Regions from separate parts of the Homo sapiens genome. Here region 1 is linked to region 2. The links are chromatin contacts, found by POLR2A ChIA-PET in ENCODE. All regions are on one chromosome and are shown on one strand. The core of a region is the stretch at or near the end of the contact, and the rest is flanking DNA. Distances in the headings are between cores, read along the strand shown. Region 1 has its middle 9.0 kb from the start of CCN5. Region 2 overlaps LOC101927200 (a long non-coding RNA gene).

Region 1 (2,825 bases), core at 246-2,745, 950 kb after region 2:
AAGGGAGGAAGGAACCTGGAGTTCCCATGCCTGACCCAGAGGCTTTCTACCTCTCCAAATAGTTCTCGGATGTGCCCAAGGCCTCAGTCCCCATTCCTACCTCCAGTTGCAAATGTCCTCCCCAACTACACAGAGCCTCTCAGCTTCATCCCACCCCACCTCCAACTGGCTCTCATGGTTTCATCCAGGCTCAGCTACTTGCAGCTCCCCAAATAGCTCCTGCTGTCAGGCCACCTCCAGGCCTTTGTACTCTCCTGCTGCTCTGTTTTATTTTCCTCTTCACCTGGACAACTCCTAATCTTGCTCCAAGACTCATCTCAGGTGTCACCTTCTCCAGGAAGCCTTTCAAAACCACCTCCTCCACCTCCCAGGCTGGGTTAGGTCCTCCATCTCTTCACCCTCAGTACCTAGTATCTCCCACTTACTGTGCTGGAATCATCTCTTTGCTTGTCTCTATATTGCCCTCTAGTCTGTGAGCTCATTGTGGACAGAGACCTTAGTTTTTATTCTTAATAGTAGGGAATGACCTATTACATTCGGTGTTTGCTGAATGAATGCATAAGTGGATGGATGGATGAATGAATGAATGGTTGGATGGAAGAATAGATACATGGATGGATGGATTGATGGATGGATGGAATGAGTGACCAAATGGTAGATGAATGGACAAATGGACCGACAAACATGGAAGGATGGATGGATGGACAGATGGATTGATGGACAGGTGGATTGATGGACAGGTGGGTCGATGGGCAGGTGGATGAATAAATCAGGCAGATAATGGCATCTGTAGGGACTCAGACAGTGAGGGCTAAGTCCCTGGAGCCTGGATATCCTGACTGATGAAGGTGCTCTTGGATGGGAAGGGAATAACCTAACCTGTTGTCTTCCTACTCCAAGAGATATTTGGTCCAGAACAAAGCCACCCCTGCCCTGGTGCCTGCTCCCTTCTGACCAACAGGTTCCAACTCAGTGGGGTCTCCTGAACTCTGGTAACTCATCTGACACCAGAGCCTATAGGAATCACCCTGTCTCTGACATTCAGGGATTCTGCATTCCTGAGGCCCTCCCTCCCTGCCTCTCTTCAGGTCAGAGCTGCCGCCCCATAAATGCTTTCAAGCATAGAAACATACACCCCTAGAGCCAGGAAGTTGTAAAAATGATGGGATTCACCCCTCTACCATTTTTGCAGATGAAGAAACTGAGGCTGAGCAAGGCCAAGAAACTTGCTTAAGGACACACAGCAATAGAGCTGGGATAAGAGCTTGGGTCTTTCAATTCGTTTATTCGTTCATACAGCAAGTATGTATCTAGCGCCTAAAGTGCCAGGCTCAGTGCCTATTCCCGGGCATGCTAGGCCTGTGCATAAGCTTTCATGTTAATTTAAAAGCTATTTCCATCCTCCATATGACCTCCTCCAGCTCCCCAGCAGGCTGGTCTATGCCTCACTAGCTGCATGCCTGGCATGATCCCTATGACAACACCCTCTCCCAGCAAATGAGGACCACTTCATTGTCAGGAAGCCTGGCTGGGACTGGTGTGTGCTGCCGTGTGCAGAGGAGGCAGTCACATGTGTGTGCTGTGAGCTGCACATTCCATCCTAGCCTTAGTGAGGACCGTATTAGTCCCTGCACGCTCATCCTTGCCAGCTCAGACTGGAGCCAAGCATTAAACTGTTCAAGCCCCACAGCTGCCCCAGGCGAGCCATTGCATGGCACCTGGGAGCTCAGGGCCAGGAGCAGACCTCTGAATTCCTGCCCAAACCAGGGAATATGTGGTGAGAGGAGGTCATAGGGAGGTGCCTGGGGGCTGGACATTTGCAAGCCAGCTGAGCAGGCAGTACTCAGCACTTTCCTCTTCACCCCTCCCACCATGGCAAAGGCAGGGGCAGCGTGGGCTAGCCAGCCTTGGAGAGATGGAGCCTCAAGTCTAGGGGCAGCAGCCCAGCCTCGGGCGAGCCAGGGCTATTTGCTGGGCCTTCTATGAGGCTTCCATGAAGTATGTAACCTCGCCGAAGACATGGAACTACTCAGAGTCATTAAGAGCCAAAGAAAGGCTCAGCTGCGTTTAACAGAAAAGCTTCTGGGAACAAATCAATGAATTGGAGAACAAAGGAAGACTGCAGAAGACGAACAGAACCAGAAGCCATGTCTAGGATGAAATCAACATGAGGTAGAGAATCCTGATGACATTGATCAGGATGAAAGAAGTATGAGGCAAGGGAGTAAAATCAAATGCCGAGTAAAAAGGGGGAACAACGTTGACCAAGGAATTTGAAGTTAATTTAAGAGCTGTTATGAACAATACAAAAAAGAAAATTATAGGCCCATTTCACTTATGAATATATAGATAGAAAAACACTAAACAAAATATTTGCTGACTGAATTCAGCAGAGTTAAAATAATGACACCACATCACCATCAGGAAGCGTTTATCCCGGAAAAACATTCCAGAAAATCCACCAGTGTAATTCACTACATCATTAGATCCAAAGGAAAATCTATGATGTCAATTGATGTGGAAAAATTTTTTGATAAGTTCCTTTTGTATTTATGATGCTTACAAATTTGAAAATTCTGGGAAAATGGAGAAATTAATAGAAAGGTATAAAATGTCAAAAGATGGGCCCAAGAAGAAATAGAGAATTTCAGTAGGTCAATCAGTATTACAGAAACTGTAATGGTGTCAAAGCCCTCCCACTCCCCTAAAAATCAGCCTAGATGTTCTCATGGGTAAGTACTGCTGAACCTTTTTTTTTTTTTTTTTTTTTTTGAGACAAGGTCTCATTCTGTCGCCCAGGCTAGGGTGTAGTGGCCCAATCCTGG
Region 2 (2,828 bases), core at 154-2,653:
GCCACCTGCAGGGACCAGCTGAGAAGTGTGTTTAACCACAGTGAACATTACCGTTGGCATCGCTGTCTTGTTGAAAACAAAGTGAAATTGGAGAACATACTGTTGTCTTGAACTAGGCCAAGATGACTAATTATTAGACTCACTTTTGAAAGGTTACCATATACAGACATGCGCTGAGGTGGAGAGAGGAGAGTTTGGAAATCTGATTCATTCTGAAACCCCAATAGATGGAACTCTTGCTCAGTTTCTGAGCATAATGACTGTGAACATTCGGTTTAACGCAGCTGTCACCACAGGCAAGGTGCAAAACAAAATGTTTCGTACCAGCTCCTTGGAGTGTCATGGGGCAGCTCATGGCAGCCCTGGGGAGATCTCTGCTAGATGGTGAAGGGTGTGCAACGTGGGTGCTGGTGTTGGGGAATTGAGGGGACGCCAGACCTCAAATCTGGGATCTGAGTCTGAGGGATGGCTTTGCCACAAGTGGACCATGTGGCTTAGGTTAACTTCCTCCTTTCTTTGGGCCTTAGTTTCCTCATCTGGAAAATGAAGGGCTAGACCAGATGCTCTCCAAGAACTTCTCTAGTTTTGTTGTTCTATGGCCTTTGCTGGTGGTGTGACTTTGGATGTTACCTTCAGCTCCTGGGTTTTAGTTTCCTTTTGAGCATTTTAGAGTTCCCCAAGAGTGTTGGTTTATTTCACTCCCCATTTGCTGCCCCCACCAATGAAGTCTAGCGACTCGAAATCTCCTTCTCCAGACTCCACTGAGAACAAACCACCCTAGTTCCTTGCCCTGTGGGTCAGTGGTTTAATCTGGGGATGCGTGAGTCCCTTGGTCCTGTCTGGAGATGCATAAATCCACTGTGGCCCGATGTGGGGATTCCAAGTCCTTGAGGTCTAATCTGGGGATGCATGTGGTCCAGTACTCACAGACCCAAGGGGGCCTGAAGGCACCTGGACCCTTCAGGAAGTCCTGTCTCTGGGACTTACAAGGGAACATTCGTGAAGCTGGTATCAGGGCTGAACGTGGATTGGGGCTTTCTGAGGGCCAAGTGCAGGCACTCATTTCCTTCTCACATTATTCCCACCTCTGAGGGGCAGAGGGTCTAAGTAATTTTCCCAAGGCCACACAGGGAGCAAGGGGCAGAGGTGGCATGTGTGCCCAAGCCTGTTTGATTCAAACTGTCGTTAACTTTGGAAACTGACCCCACCATCTCATTTATTTCTCACAACAAATACATCCATTAACAGGTATCAAGGCTTAGAGGCTTCATAGCAAAACAGAGTGGAGACCTGGTAGGTAAGCAGGCAGCTTCCAGATTTCTCCACCCAGCCCCCACTTCCTGGCCAGGAACTGGAGGCAGGGAAGTTCCATTGCCCATATAGCTGCATGACTTTTCATTTGCCCGTTCCTGTGGTCAGACTCAGTGGTGTGAGACTTCCTGTGGTTGAGCCGAGTGATGCAAGAACGTCGCTGTGCAGGGCTGTGGTCCTACACCGTCCACTTTATTGGTTGTCTAAGACATCTTCAATGGTAAAATGGGAAAGGCATAGTTTTTGTCCTGAACGTTGTCCTTACACCTAAGCCAGACTTGATCAGATGCCACATGGGGCGTATCCTCCTGAGCATCCCACGTCTACCGCCTGCCTTGGATGTCTGACATCAAGTATGTAAGTGCTTGTGTCTGGACCTGAACTTCACTCCAAATAGCGGGGTTGGCTACAGGTCAGTTACCCATGTGAGATTATAGTGCCCTGACTGGTTATTCTTTTTTTTTCTTTTCTTTTCTTAAGACAGGGTCTAGCTCGGTTGCCCAGGCTGCCGTGCAGTGGTGTGATTGCTCTGCCTCCTGGGCTCAAGCCATCCCCCCACCTCAGCCTCCTGAGTAGCTTGAACTACAGGCATGCACCACTGTGCCAGCTAACTTTTGCATTTTAGTAGGGATGGGGTTTTGCTATGTTGGCCAGGCTGGTCTTGAACTCATGGCCTCAAGTGATCCACCCACCTTGGCCTCCCAAAGTGATGAGATTACAGGCGTGAGCCACTGTGCCTGGCCACCTGACTGGTTATTCTTATCAAGATGAGAACAGAACTGAAATTGAACATAAGCCACCATTAATTATCATCAGTAATGTATTTAAGAATATAAGGCATAATTTTAAGTTACACTAAAATAAATATAAATGGCTTGACACAAGTAAACGTTCTTGCTCAACCCTTGATACCCTCTAGGGATGGATCTGAAGATCCATCCCCTAGACACATGAATATGATTTTTCAAATCATTATTATTACAGTTTTATAGAGACAGGGTCTTACTCTGTTGCCTAGGCTGGAGTACAGTGGTGTGACCACGGCTTACTCCTGGGCTCGAACTCCTGGGCTCCAGAGATCCTCTGTATTCATCTGTTCTCGCACTGCTGTAAAGAAATACCTGAGACTGGGTAATTTATAAAGAAAAGAGGTTTAATTGCCACATGATTCTGCAGGCAATACAGATGCTGGCATCTGCTTGGCTTCTGAGGAGGCCTCAGAAAGCTTCCAGTCATGGTAGAAGGTGAAGGAGAAGCACACGCATCGCATGGCCAGAGTAGGAGTGAGTGGAAAATGGGGCACTGCTACACACTCTTTTTTTTTTTTTTTTTTGAGGCAGAGTCTTGCTCTGTCACCCAGGCTGGAGTGCAGTGGCGTGATCTCAGCTCACTGCAAGTTCCGCCTCCTGGGTTCACGCCATTCTCCTGCCTCAGCCTCCCAAGTAGCTGGGACTACAGGCGCACACCACCACGCCCGGCTAATTTTTTGTATTTTTGTAGTAGAGACGGGGTTTCAC

Evidence for each region. ChIA-PET counts read pairs that join two places held with the same protein, here RNA polymerase II (POLR2A).
Region 1: POLR2A ChIA-PET joins it to region 2 with 19 read pairs in PC-9. The contact joins two enhancer-like sites. POLR2A ChIA-PET finds 5 or more read pairs at or near these places in 2 of 52 experiments (PC-9 and activated T-cell).

The regions. Positions count from the first base shown.
Region 1 is chr20:44,704,921-44,707,745 of GRCh38, forward strand. No RefSeq gene overlaps it. Among named protein-coding and RNA genes, the nearest start is that of CCN5, 9.0 kb to the right of the region's middle. Within about 2 kb of position 1,496, at least 11 of the 41 ENCODE cell types and tissues checked have a DNase peak (open chromatin) inside an H3K27ac peak, as active enhancers do.
Region 2 is chr20:43,751,265-43,754,092 of GRCh38, forward strand. The region is part of intron 1 of LOC101927200 (a long non-coding RNA gene); the gene reads left to right. Among named protein-coding and RNA genes, the nearest start is that of GTSF1L, 26 kb to the left of the region's middle. RefSeq lists enhancers at 199-398, 589-658, 1,159-1,238. Within about 2 kb of position 1,404, at least 3 of the 41 ENCODE cell types and tissues checked have a DNase peak (open chromatin) inside an H3K27ac peak, as active enhancers do.